2 separate regions of the Homo sapiens genome follow, and region 2 is linked to region 1. Evidence: chromatin loops called from intact Hi-C (ENCODE). Cell type or tissue: dorsolateral prefrontal cortex. All regions are shown on one strand. Each heading gives the region's core, and the rest is flanking DNA. Links, peaks and the distances in the headings are about the cores only.

The links. Hi-C counts contacts between places; a loop is a spot of excess contacts. Peaks named below come from ENCODE experiments on the same cell type or tissue, not always from the same donor. Only the 100,000 strongest peaks of a DNase experiment are listed, where the experiment ranks them.
Region 2: it touches region 1 in a loop (15-fold over the local background); 78 of 110 quality-filtered maps call a loop at or near these places.

Annotation. Positions count from the first base shown.
Region 1 is chr5:80,088,731-80,096,526 of GRCh38, forward strand. No RefSeq gene overlaps it. Among named protein-coding and RNA genes, the nearest start is that of THBS4-AS1, 9.0 kb to the left of the region's middle. In dorsolateral prefrontal cortex, for the core only: CTCF peaks have their summits at 3,166 (motif pointing right) and 3,373; a DNase peak (open chromatin) is centred at 3,338; H3K4me3 peaks cover 369 bases; H3K27ac peaks cover 603 bases.
Region 2 is chr5:80,272,980-80,279,755 of GRCh38, forward strand. No RefSeq gene overlaps it. Among named protein-coding and RNA genes, the nearest start is that of SERINC5, 20 kb to the left of the region's middle. In dorsolateral prefrontal cortex, for the core only: a CTCF peak has its summit at 2,593 (motif pointing left); no DNase peak of the experiment used is centred there.

The DNA of each region.
Region 1 (7,796 bases), core at 1,051-6,050:
CATAAAAATAAAACATTATAAATGCAATTTAAATTTAGTTTATAATGTATTACAAATTAGCATAGTATATTGTTATAAATATATTAAATTTATAAATGGAATTTAGAGCATTTAAAGAAATTTAATTAAGTTTACAAATGGCACTAGACAATCAAAAGCTTACAAGTGATTATAAATTTTGCTATAAAGTAATAAGTAGATTTGTATATTTATAGATGTAGTAGAGTCGTAAGATTTTTAAGTTGAACTTCTATACTTAAGGTTTTGTAATTTGTAACTTTAATCAAACATTAATTTTAAAAACCAGTCACCATAAATTGTGTTTTCTGTGTATGAAAGCTACCCTTATAAGCAAATAACAAAATCAATAAAAAACAGCACAGTGACAGTCAGCACTGATTTTTTTTTTATTGAGGGGTGGAGATCTGGAGAACTGCATCCTCAATTCCAAATAAGGGGCTAACAATCATCCCAGAACACTGCCCTTTTCTACATTGGGGACTGTCACCGCACAGAGGGATTAAGGACCTTGATTCAGCTCTCCCTGACTCCAGGGCATCACCAAGCAGCTGGCTGCAGCAACGCTGGGGGCCTGAGCTATCCTGCTGTCAGCTCTCAAACCCCTCATTTTCCAGGACACATGGCCTGAAGAATGCACTAGCCCCAACTTGGGGCCCTGGTGTGGCGATGTGGCAAGGAGCACCTCTCTCTTCTCCCTACTACATCAAAAATTTTAAGGATGCCTAAACATGTCTGCTTATCTGGAGGGCTGGGGTGAATGAGACGTCCAGAATGAAAGCTCTCCTATTCTGACTGCGCCACCTGACTGAGAAGTAACTTTAGCTTATTTCCTTGGCTCATCATAAAAGAACGAAAAGTATTTTCCTCACATTGTCTACCTCCTCAACTATGGAGTGGACATGCATCCACGCCTTCAACTCAGGTCTTTGAGAAAAACAACTTTATTTCCCAAATTTCACCTTGTTTTTCTTCTGAGAACTTATTGTGCCAAACTCAAGAGAAACATAACCTCAGTCTTTCTTGGGGTTCCCATTCTTCTTCCAGAATCAAGACTCTAGGATGTCTTCTCAGAACCAAGGTGTTTGGGGAGGGGGACATCTATCCACACAGATTCCTTCTAACGTGACCATAGTCAGCACCCACCCCCCATACTCTAACAGACCACACTGGGGACCTCAAATCTGTGTGAACCTTTGCAGCCATTCCTTTACTGGCCCCTTACCTATGGACTGCAGAAAGCTCCCACAGGCCTCCCTTCCTTCTCTCTCAGCATGGGAGAATCCTTCTCAAGTATGAGGAGGGAAGCCTTATTCTCCCTTTTGCTTTTGGCCAAGAAATCTTATCCATTCCCGGTGTTCCTTCACTTACGCCCTGCTATGACTTGAATGTGCCCCCTGAAGTTCATGTGTTGGAAACTTAATCCCTAATACAACACTTTTGAAAATTAAGGCCTAGTGGGAGGTGTTTAATTCATGAGGGCAGAGCCCTTGTGAATGGATTAATGTCAGTTATAAAAGACCTTGAGGCTGTGAGTTCCATTTCTTGCTCTCTTATACTCTCTGCCCCTCCATCTTCCACCAGGGGATGACACAGCACAAAGGTCTTTACCAGATACCAGCACTTGATCTATCTTGGACTTCCCAACCTCCCATGTAAAATAAATTTCCTTTCTTTGTAAGTCACCCCATCTATGGTATTCTGTTATAGCAATACAAAATGGACTAAGACACTCCCACAAACCCCAGACTTCGACTATGGGCTTAGCTCTGGGTACACAAAAACTAGAACAGTTTGCAAGCTGGCTCTGACTCACACCACCACAGCCTCACTGAAATAGTGGGCCCAGAGTCCACTCTGCCAGAATGGGAGGACTGGGGCAAAGGGAAATATGAAAAGGAAATGGGTCAATATCTCAAAGTGCTACCACAACATATTGTGAACAACTTCAATAGCTAATTTTAAAAAATTCTTTTTTAGAAATGAGGTCTCACTATGTTACCCAGGCTGGTCTCACACTCCTGGGCTCAAGCAATCCTCCCACCTCAGCCTCCCAAAGTGCTGGGATTACAGGCATGAGCCACCACACGTGGCCTCCTACTGTTTAGATTTGTTCCTAAAAGATGCCTATGTTTAAACCAGGCCAGATCACTCACCCTAGAAATTCCACAAATAACCAATGAGCTGATGGCTCCAGGCAGACGGGTGGCTGAGCCCAGTTCCCATCCTGGCCTGGAGGAGGAGACCTAGGAAGTCACAGCTTAGGATACACTGGGGCGGGCGGGAAGGTTTGCTTTTATCCATCATCCAAGCTGTGATTCAGCGCATAAGTCTCCCTTTCATTAAGTTTAACTTGTTGAGTAACATTAAATTTATATACTGCAAAGCACAATAGAATTTCACTGCTGTGAACATACGCGTTCACAAGCATCATCCAACTAAGTGTGAGCATCTGCTGCCTCATTGGGGGTATTTACTAGTCATTCATTATTTATTTATTTATTTATTTTTGAGACGGAACCTTGCTCTGTCGCCCAGGCTGGAGTGCAGTGGTGTGATCTCGGCTCACTGCAAGCTCCGCCCCCCGGGTTCACACCATTCTCCTGTCTCAGCCTCCCGAGTAGCTGGGACGACGGGCACTCGCCACCACTCCCGGCTATTTTTTTTTGTATTTTTAGTAGAGACGAGGTTTCACCGTGTTAGCCAGGATGGTCTCGATCTCCTGACCTTGTGATCCGCCCATCTCGGCCTCCCAAAGTGCTGGGATTACAGGCGTGAGCCACCGCGCCCGGCCTAGTTATTTATTTTGCAGCACCTATTAGAGTAAACAGTAGCAGATATCTAATGTCTAAGAAAAATTTATGGAAGGAAGATTTGAACGAAAAATTTTCTCCATTAGCATATTTTTAAGGAGTTTTCCTCACAACAATTCCATCCCACTCCTACCCCTCCTACCAGAATTCTGAGGATCAGGGCTTGAGAACTAACATCTCCAAAGTCCCAGTAGCTCTGTGGTTTTCTACAGGCTCCTGGAGGATAAGGACCGTGCCATGTTTATCTCACCCTCCACCTCTCAATAAAGTACAAATTTGTGGAATTGGCGAGGCCAAGAGGCCTCAAATTCTTGTATCTTTCATATCATCCACTAGGGGGCAGCAATCCTCTAAAAATAGCCCCTAAACCAGCCACTTTTTTAGCTAAAAGATGACTAAATTTCATTAAAAGTAGAATAACAAACGCCTGTAATCCCAGCACTTTGGCAGGCCGAGGCGGGCGGATCACGAGGTCCGGAGACCGAGACCATCCTGGCCAACACGGTGAAACCCCATCCCTACTAAAAATACAAAAATTAGCTGGGTGCGGTGGCTTGCGCCTGTAGTCCCAGCTACTCTGGAGGCTGAGGCAGGAGAATCGCTTGAACCCGGGGAGCGGAGGTTGCAGTGAGCTGAGACCGCGCCACTGCACTCCAGCCTGGGCAACAGAGCAAGTATGTGTCTCAGGAAAAAAAAAAAAAAAAAAAAGAATAACAACAACTACAATTTATTAAACACTTACTCTGCTCCTAGCACTATGTTATATGCTAATAGTTCAGGGCTTAAGAACAATTTTATTGGCCAGGAGTGGTGTCTCATGCCTGAAATCTTACCACTTTGGGAAGGTGAGGCAGGAGGATCGCCTCAGCTCAGGAATTTGAGACCAGCCTGGGCAACATAGTGAGACCTATCTCTACTGAGAATGTTTTAATAATTCGTCAGGCATGGTGGTGTGCACTGTAGTCCCAGCTACTTGGGAGGCTGAGATGGGAGGATTACTTGAGCCTGAGTGGACAGGCTGCAGTGAGCTATGATTGCACCCCTGCCCTTCAGCCTGGGTGACAGAGCAAGACCCTGTCTAAAAAAAAAGAACTCTTATTTATCAAAACGAACATCTCAACAAAAAGCAACAACCACCACATAGGAAGGAAACCACCACCTAAACGTGAATTATTGCAACTTAGTCTCTGAACGAACACTGAAGCCTCGCTTTCTTTTAGGTATTGCTTCGCAAAGACTTCTGCCTTGTCCCTCAGCCTAAATTCACAGGATAGAGTCTTCTCCATGAGCAAAGCAAAGAGCCATTCATCTATCCACTCATCATTCACTCATTCTTCAGACACACACTGAGCAATTACTACATACCAGGCACTGTGCTAGATACTGGGAGGGATTTTAAAAGTACACAAAGCCAGTCCATTTTAGTCCAGGCCTCTGTATGACTGAAAGCCTTTGTCTTACTATTAATAATACTGATCATAACTGCAAAATTATAGTGTAGTTTAGAATTAAATGAACCTGGCCGGGCGCAGTGGCTCAAGCCTGTGATCCCAGCACTTTAGGAGGTGGAGGCGGGCAGATCACTTGAGGTTAGGAGTTTGAGACCAGCCTGGGCAACATGGCAAAACCCATCTCTACTAAAAATACAAAAATTAGCCACGTGTGGTGGCATGCACCTGTAGTCCCAGCTACTTGGGAAGCTGAGACAGGAGAATCACTTGAACCTTGGATGCAGAGGTTGCAGTAAGATTGTGCCACTGCACTCCAGCCTGGGCAGCAGAGGGGGATTCCATCTCAAAAAAAAAAGAATTAAATGCACCTCAAAGCCAACCACTAGATTCTCTCGCTCTGTTTAGAAGACATTTGTTTGTTGTAAGAACCCAGACTTAATCCTGAGAGGTTTTAGCGGGGTCTAAAGAGAGCCTCGTCCTAAACATCCCTGCCAGGAAGAACACTTCCAGGGAGCAGGGGGCAGGCAGCTTCCTGGCCCAGGACAGTCTGCATGACCTAAATTACTTGAGTCAAAAATTCTTTGGGCCATATAGTGTTTTGGTGGTTGCTGTTGGGTTTTCTATTTGCTAACTTGAGCAAACATTTAAAATTTGAGTGTTTTTAGACAAAAACCTGGATTTCCAACTTCTCTTTAAAAAGTCAAAAGCTCCAGCCTCCATCTGCATTCACGCACAGGAACCTTGAAAAGGGCCTGTGTTGTCCATGCACCGCAGTGTCCACACATGTAAGTTTCTACCTGACTCTGTAAGTGATCGAGTATGAGAGTCCGTACTTGGGATTTCCCAGGTACCCTGTGCGGCCTGCAGGGGATATGGAGAAGGTTGGGACTCAACCCCTCTTGTGGCAGGCCAGGTCTCACGAATAGCTAAACAGGCAGGCCTCCATGACAACTGTTTCAGCACTGACTGAGTGCTTAGGTTAAACATTAAAGGCTGCAAGAGCCAGTGTCCTTACACAAAGGCTGGAATGTGACAAAAGCCACCAAGAGTCTTGCCTAGGCCTTTCCTGGGCCTTGAAGCATGACAAGATAACAAAGAAATTCTTACATTCCTCGTACCCACGTTTAGGATTAAACACGTTTTATTAGGGGTCAGCAAAGAACTCCCCAGACCGCCATAACTCAGCGGGAGGCAAGATAAGGGTAATCACCCCCAGCACCTGGACCCATCTAGATTAAATAAACTTACTGAGGCTCCGGAGGAAGGTCTCCAGGACTCAGATCTTAGTTATGGATTACAGGGAATCAGTCACTTGTGTCTTTTGATGAATCCACACTTACATGTAGACATATAGCTTCATATAAGCACTGGAAAACTTTGTAAATATGAGTCGGTCTGGTGATATTTTCCTGGCCTTCTGCCTGTACCGGGTTACAGAAATAAACTCTCTTCTTTCCCAGTTTATCTGCATCTCATTACTGGGCCATGAGAACAAGCAGCCCAACCCTCAGTTCAGTCTGGGAACACTCTGGCTAACAACCTGTTAGGGGTTGTCACCACTGCCTGGAGAGGATAGGGGTACACTGGGGGCCAGCCGACAGGAGCTGAGGTCTCAGGTAGAAGATTCCTACCTTATCAATAGATGGAAAGAGATTCAAACCCAGCATCACTGACTCTGGTTCCAAAATCTGAAATTCTTTTATAGCGACAGCACACATTCACCAGGTATGCAGAGAAGAGTTAACAGCAGGTCCGAGATGGCTGCTGATCTTTAGTTAGAAAGGCCTAATTGCAAAGTTGGCCCTTGGCTGGTATCTGAGCACTTGGCTTTCCAGAGTGTTCCCACCATTTCTGAAACTGATAAGAGTGGTTCACCATGTCTTGACTGTACAGTGTGGTTTATGCTGAGCATCTGCTTTCTTTCTGGGAGTTGGAATTTTGGTACATGGTAGGGAGAAGGTGCCTACAAGACGAGACCCTAATAAAAACCCTGGGTGTTGAGTCTCTAATGAGCTTCCCTTGTGGCCAACATTTCATATCCCTTGTCACAACTCATTGCTGGGGAAATTAAGCACATATTATGTGACTTCCACCTGGAGAAGACTCTTGGTAGCTTGCCCCCCTGGTTTTCTCTGGACTTGGCCCCATACACTTTTCTTTCTTTTTTTTTTTTGGTGCTGATTTTGCCCTGTATCCTTTCACTGTAATAAATTATAACTGTAAGAATAACTAGATGCTGAGTTATGCTTCAGCCAATCACTAGATTCTATTTAGAGGGCATTTGTTTATTTGAAGAACTCAGACTTACTTAATCCTGAGAGTTTTTACCTGGGTCCAAAGAGAGCCTTGTTCTAAACATCCCTGTCTAGAAAGCCTCCGATGAGACTTTCTAGCAAACCACTTAAATGTAGTGGTCTTGGAGACCCCGAAACATCAGTCAACTATCTCCAACAACTGAAAGAGGCTTTGGGCTTACAAAGTGCAAAGAATAATTGAGGTGCTAGGTCATCACAGGCATCACTAATGAGAAAATAATGGAAAACAGGGGCCTAAAAGTTGAGGCCAATCACCACAAAACACCTGCAGAGCTGGAGAAGCAAAACTCAAAGTGGAGACCCCTGAGATTGGACACATGACAAGGGACAGAGTCTAACTGAAGTGGTTTATTTGGTTAGTCTCATACCTAGAGAAATTTAAGGTGAGGCAGTCACCCCCAATACCAGCTCTACCCTTCTTTCATAGTCATAGTGTCCCAAATTTTTGCAGGAACCCAGATGCCCAGAATAAAAGATTATACTTCCCAGGTGAGTTGTGGCCATCTAAGTTCTGATCAGTGGCATATAAGCAAAAAAGTTCATGGTAGCTTCTGGGAATCTTCTTCTAAAGAGGGTTAATTTTTTTTTTTTTTTTTAAATGGAGTCTCACTCTGTTGCCAGGCTGGGGTGCAGTGGTGCAATCTTAGCTCACTGCAACCTCCGCCTCCCGGGTTCAAGTGATTCTCCTGCCTCAGCCTCCCAAGTAGCTGGGATTACAGGCATGCACCACCACACCCGGCTAGGTTTCACCATGTTGGCCAGGATGGTCTCGGTCTCTTGACCTCATGATCTACCTGCCTCGGCCTCCGAAAGTGCTGGGATTACAAGCGTGAGTCACCACGCCCAGCCAGATCATTAATATTTCTTATTCGTCCTCTTATCCCTCCTCCTAGGCTGGAATATGGATATAATAGCTGGAGTTCCAGAGGCTGTCTTGAGTTGATGAGAAAGCCTTGGGAATAGAAGCGTCATCACAGAGAACAAGATAGAACTGACACCGTGGAGTAACATACCAGTAACAGACCATAAGATTTCTATCACTGGACTTTGTGGACATGAAAAATCTCCATCTGTTCTTGGGGCTTTACTGTTACTTCCAGCTAAATTTAATCCTCCTTAATGCAAAAGAAATTCCGGATGGGGAAGTGTTTATAAAGTCATGTATCCAGAACCATAGACTCACCAAATCTTAGATCTGA
Region 2 (6,776 bases), core at 683-5,682, 180 kb after region 1:
TCAAAAAAAAAAAAAAAAAAAAAAGCAAACTGAATGACAACTTTTATCTCCCCTCTTTCTCAGATCTATACTTATTCTTTTAAGCGGTGGCGAAGGAATAAAAGGAACAAGTTCCCCACAGTAAAATAAATGGGAGTGGTGAGAGACATCAAGTAAATGATATGGAATAAATATTTTTTAAATGATGTAACTGTATTGCTGAGCTAGCCAAAGTGAAATCACAATGATAAGCCATTTTACATCTACTAGATTGTAAAAATCAAAAATACAATTACAAGTGTTGAAAATGTTGGAAAATGCTTAAAAGAGTCCTGATGTAGCCAGGTGTGGTGGCTCATGCCCGTAATCCCAGCACTTTGGGAGGCTGAGGTTAGGTGGATCACCTGAGGTCAGGAGTTCAAGACCAGCCTGGCCAACATGGTGAAACCCCAACTCTACTAAAACTACAAAAATCAGCCTGGTGTGGTAGCACACACCTGTAATCCCAGCTGTTTGGGAGGCTGAGGTAGGAGAATTGGCTTGAACCTGGGAGGCAGAGGTTATAGTGAGTCAAGATCACGCCACTGCACTGCAGCCTGGGCCACAGAGTGAGACTCCCATCTCAAAAGAAAAAAAAAATCCTGATGTATAGTAAGTTTTATATAACTTTTTGCTATTATTATTATCATCATTGTAGTATTACTACTAATGTAAACACTGCTAATCTTTGGTCAGTTATATATGTCTTTTCCTAGTGTGTGGCTACTGTCTTTATAGTATTTAGTTGGTTTTTAAAAAATTTGTTAGAGAGGTAGGGAATCTCGCTATGTTGCCTAGGCTGGATTCGAACTTATGGGCTCAAGCCATCCTCCCTCTGTGGTCTTCCACCTCAGTCTCCTGTAGCTGGGACTTCAGGCACATGCCACCTATAGTGTTTTTTGATTATGAGAAATTCTTCACTTTTTCTTTTTTCTTTTTCTTTTTCTTTTTTTTTTTTTTTTTGAGACGGAGTCTCGCTCTGTCACCCAGGCTGGAGTGCAATGGCACGGTCTCAGCTCACTGCAACCCCCACCCCCCGGGTTCAAGTGATTCTCCTGCCTCAGTCTCCCGAGTAGCTGGGATTACAGGTGCCCACCACCACGCCTGGCTAATTTTTGTATTTTTAGTAGAGACGGGGTTTCGCTATGTTGGCCAGGCTGGTCTCGAACTCCTGACCTCAAGTGATCCGCCCACCTCGGTGTCCCAAAGTGCTGTGATTACAAGCATGAGCCACCGCACCTGGCCGAGAAATTATTCACTTTAATGTAGAAGATTCCTTTTGTCTTAAGAAATCCTTCCCTAAATAAAGTTGTAGAGAGATATTCTCCTGCATGAGAATAAAGATATTCCTCATGTATATATTTTTAAAATTATATAGTGTTGCTTTCAGTGTTTATCTTCTGTGATTTACTTTTGTGTATAGGTTTAGGTAGGGATCTAATTTTCTCCCAGTGTGGCCAGCCAATTGTTCCTGTACCTATTATTAAATATACTTTCCCTGTTCATCTGCAATGCTAAGTCATGAATCAAGTTTCTATATATGCATGGGTCTGTTTCCTGGGCTCTTTATTACATTTTATTTGTCTATTTATCTATCCCTGCACCTATATATACTATATAATTTTATTTTATTTTTATTTTTTTAAGATGGAGTCTCACTCTGTCAGCCAAGCTAGAGTGCAGTGGCACAATCTCGGCTCACTGCAACCTCCCCCTCCCAGGTTCAAGCAATTCTCCTGCCTCAGCCTCCTGAGTAGCTGGGACTATAGGCACACACTATTACACCCGGCTAATTTTTGTATTTTTAGTAGAGACAGGGTTTCACTATGTTGGCCATGACGATCTCAATCTCTTGACCTTGTGATCTGCCCGCCTCAGCATCCCAAAGTCCTGGGATTACAGGCATGAGCCACTGCGCCTGGCCATACTATTTTATTTTTATATTTTATTTTTCAGAGACAGGGTCTCACCCTGTCACCTAGGCCAGAGTACAGTGGTGTAATCATAGCTCAGTGTAACCTTGAACTCCTGACCTGGGCTCAAATGATTTGATCCTCTAGGAGGTCAAGACCAGCCTGGGCAACATAGCGAGACCCCCATCTACAAAAAAAAAAAAAAAAAGAGGTTGGTGTGGTTCTTAATTTCCTACCCAAATTAAGGAATAAAACCTTGCTTGTACTATTGTTTATAGTTGTATTACTTTTTTTTTTAAGACATGAGGTTTATGTTGTCCAAGCTGGAGTGCAGGTACTATTCACAGCTGCAATTCAAGGCACTGCAGCCTTGAACTCCTGGGCTCAAGCAATCCTCCTGCCCCAGCCTCCCAAAATGCTAGGATTACAGGCATGAGCCACTGGGTCCAGCCTTCGTTCTAGCTTCATATAGATTTGTCCTATAGCTTGTACTCTGCCCTAGTTTCATGTAGGTCTCTTTTCCTACCTCTTCCTTCACACTACTATACTTCATTGATTCTGACATGCTCCTTTCCCCGCCATCCCACTATTTCTGAAATTCAGATGCATGTTACCCTCTGTGTTGGCCAAGTGGTGGGCTTACCATGGTTGTTTTTGCCTGACACCTTCTGGTAACAGCAAGAAAGTGCCAGCATCAAAACTTGAAGAATGGATGTCAGTGATGTAGAATAAAATTTCTGAGACAAGAGTGGAGCAGTTTTTAGGAAATGCTGCTTCACCAATGCTCTTGATGCTCCTGAGACAACTTTTTTTTTTTTTTTTTTTTTTTTTTTTGCGATGGAGTTTCGCTCTTACTGCCCAGGCTGGAGTGCAGTGGCACCATCTCTGCTCACTGAAACTTCCGCCTCCGGGGTTCAAGTGATTGTCCTGCCTCAGCCTCCCGAGTAGCTGGGATTACAGGCATGTGCCACCACACTCGGCTAATTTTGTATTTTTAGTAGAGACAGGGTTTCTCCATGTTGGTCAGGCTGATTTCAAACTCCCGACCTCAGGTGATTCACCCTCCTCGGCCTCCCAAAGGAGGTGGAGGTTGCAGTGAGCCAAGATCGTTTCACAACACTCCAGCCTGGGCAACAGAGCAAGACTCCATCTCAAAAAAATAAAGAAAGAATAAAATAAAAATACCTCCTGCTCATGTGAAAATTCTATTTCCATGACACCCCTTTCTATGTCTCATTCACATCTTGCACTCCTGTGGCAGAAACTGCTAGCTATTCACCCCAATACCTTTGTCCTCTCTAAGAACTTTCAAACCAGACAAGGTCAGCACAAGAAAAGAACACTAAAATCTCATTCATGGACATACATGGAAAATTCCTAAATGAAATACAAGAATCACTTCCACTTACATCCCATTGGCTAGAACATGTAGTCCTATGACCATATCTAGTCTCAAAGACAACTGGGAAATTTACTCTAGGCAGCCTTGTGACCAAATAAAAACTGGTTTTACATTTTCAAGGAAATCATTTCCCCCTCCCTCCACTCAGCAACAAGGTCAAGATAAGCAAGTTTCCTTGCTGTTCCCTTAAGAGCATTTATTTCTAGTTTACCTGCACACAAGGGGCTTAGCCTTTGTAGACTCAGCTTTATGAGGAAACCTTCTGTTAGACTTTGAGGCTGGGCACGGTGCCTCACGCCTGTAATCCCAGCACTTTGGGAGGCCGAGGTGGGAAGATCACGAGGTCAGGAGTTCGAGACCAGCCTGACCAACATGATGAAACCCCATCTCTACTAAAAATACAAAACTTAGCCAGGCATGGTGACACGCGCCTGTAATCCCAGCTACTCAGGAGAATCGCTTGAACCTGGGAGGCAGAGGTTGCAGTGAGCCAAGATCGCGCCATTGCACTCCAGCCTGGGTGACAGAGCAAGACTGTCTCCACACACACACACACACACACACACACACACAAATATATATATATATATATATATATGTATGTGTATATATATATCTGTATGTGTATATATATGTATGTGTGTATATATGTGTATGTGTATATATATGTATGTGAATATATGTGTGTGTGTGTATGTGTGTGTGTGTGTGTGTGTGTGTGTATATATATATATATGCCAGGCATGGTGGCACACACCTGTAGTCCCAGCTACTCGGGAGGCTGAGGCAGGAGAATCACTTGAACCCGGGAGGCAGAGGTTGCAGTGAGCTGTGATCACGCCACTGCACTCCAGCCTGGGTGACAGAGTGAGACTCCATCTCAAAAAAAAAAAAAAAAAGAAAAAGACTTTGAGATGGCCTTGTCACCTACCCTCCTGCATTCGACTCAGCCAACAAAACTAAAATTCAAATTCACCAAGATTTGGAGATGCCCTGAGGGAAGGGTCTGGTTTCTTACTTCCTCTGAATTCCTGCTTTCCCTTGCCTTTTTTTTTTTTTTTTGGCTAGCTCAGCAATACAGTTACATAATTTTAAAAATATTCACTCCTGCTTGTGTAGTTGTTTTACTGGGAAGCTTGTCCATGATATATAGACACCATCTTGCCTAAGGAGAGGTTCACCCTCATATTTTCAGAGGTGTGTTTAATACAACTTCAGACGACAGCTGATCTTCATCTTACACAAAGTATTTCAGAGAATAGAAAAGAAGGAAAGTTACACAAATCATTTTCCAAGACTTGTTTAACTCTGATACTCAAACCAGACAAGGTCAGCACACACACACACACACACACACACACACACACAATTAAAAATCATTCTCATGTATAAACATAGATGGAATTATGACTGAATTTTCCGGTTAAATGAGCCAATAAATTCTCTTTTGTTCTTAAAAAGCAAAAATGAAAAACATTGTTCATAAACATACTGTTAAAATCCCCAAATAAAAGACAAGCAAATCCAATCCTAGAAAAAAATAACATGACTCAAAAATAATTCCATAGCCAGGCATGGTGGCTCAGCCCGGTAATCCCAGCACTTTGGGAGGCCAAGGTGGGCAGATCACCTGAGGTCAGGAGTTCAAGACCAGCCTGACCAACATGGTGAAACCAGTCTCTACTAAAAATATAAAAATCAGCTGGGCATGGTGGTACATGCCTGTAATTCCAGCTACTCGGTAGGCTGAGACAGGAGAATCACTTGAACCTGAGAGGCAGAGGTTGCAGTGAGCCAAGATCATACCACTGCACTCCAGCCTGGGCAACAGAGCAAGACTTCATCTCAAAATAATAATAATAATAATTCCATGATGGATGCTTTGGGTTTTTTGTTTTTGTTGTTTTGAGACAGGGTCTCCTTGTGTTGCCCAGGCTGGAGTGCAGTGGCATGATCTCGGCTCACTGCAACCTCCGCCTCCTAGGTACAAGCAATTCTCATGCCTCAGCCTCCCCAGTAGCTGGGATTACAGGTGCATGCCACCATGCCTAGCTACATTTCTTTATTCTTTATAGAGAGGGGGTCTTGCCACGTTGGTCAGGCTGATGTTGAACTCCTGGATTCAAGTAATCCTCCTGCCTCAGCCTCTCAAAGTGCTGGGATTACAAGTGAGAGCCACCGTCCCCTGTGTTTTTTTTTTAAATAAATTTTATTGTGTATATTTCAGGTTTACAACATGATGTAACAGGATATATATAGATAGTAAAATGGTTACTATAGTGAAGCAAATTAACATAACTTTTACCTCACATAGTTACATTTCTGTGTGTGACAAGAGCAGCTAAAATCTATTTATTTAACAAAAATGTCTAATATAATACAACTTTATTATCTATAGTCCTCATGTTGTACATTGGATCCCTAGACTTGTTCATCCCACATATCTACTACTTTGTATCTTTTGACCTAAATCTTCCATCTCCTCCCCACCCCACAATGATGGTTTAACAACAGAAAATATGTCAATATGGCCAGACTTGGTGGCTCATGCCTGTAATCCCAGCACTTTGAGAGGCCAAGGTGGGCAGATCACTTGAGGCCAGGAGTTGGAGACCAGCCTGGCCAAGGTGGTGAAACCCTGTCTCTACTAAAATACAAAAATTAGCCAGGCGTGGTGGCAGGTGCCTGTAATCTCACCTACTCAGGAGGTAAATTGGGAGAATCTTTTGAACCTGGGAGGCAGAGGTTGCGTGAGCCCAGATCACACCACTACACTCCAGCCTGGGCGACAGAGTGAGCCTCTGTCTCAAAAAGAAAGAAAGAGGCTGAGCGCAGTGGCTCATGCCTGTAATCCCAGCACTTTGGGAGGCTGAGGTGGGTGGCTCACCTGAGGTCAGGAGTTCAAGACCAGCCTGGCCAACATGCTAAAACCCCGTCTCTGCTAAAAATACAATAATTAGCTGGGTGTGTTGGTGGGCGCCTGTAATCCCAGCTACTCAGGAGGCTGAGGCAGGAGAATCGCTTGAACCTGGGAAGCAGAGGTTGCAGTGAGGCGAGATTGTGCCACTGCACTCCAACCTGGGTGACAAGAGCGAAACTCAGTCTCAGAAAAAAGAGGCCGGGTGCAGTGGCTCACGCCTGTAATCCCAGCACTTTGGGAGGCCCAGGTGGGCAGATCACCAGAGGTCAGGAGTTCAAGACCAGCCTGGCCAACATGGTAAAACCCCGTCTCTACTAAAAATACAAAAAAATTAGCTGGGAGTGGTGGTGTGCACCTGTAATCCCAGTTACTTGGGAGGCTGAGGCAGGAGAATCGGTTGAACCTGGAAGGCAGAGATTGCAGTGAGCTGAGATTGTGCCACTGTACTCCAGCCTGGGTGACACAGCAAGACTCCGTCTCAAAAAAAGAAAAAAGAAAGGAAAAGAAAGGGAAGGAAGGAAAT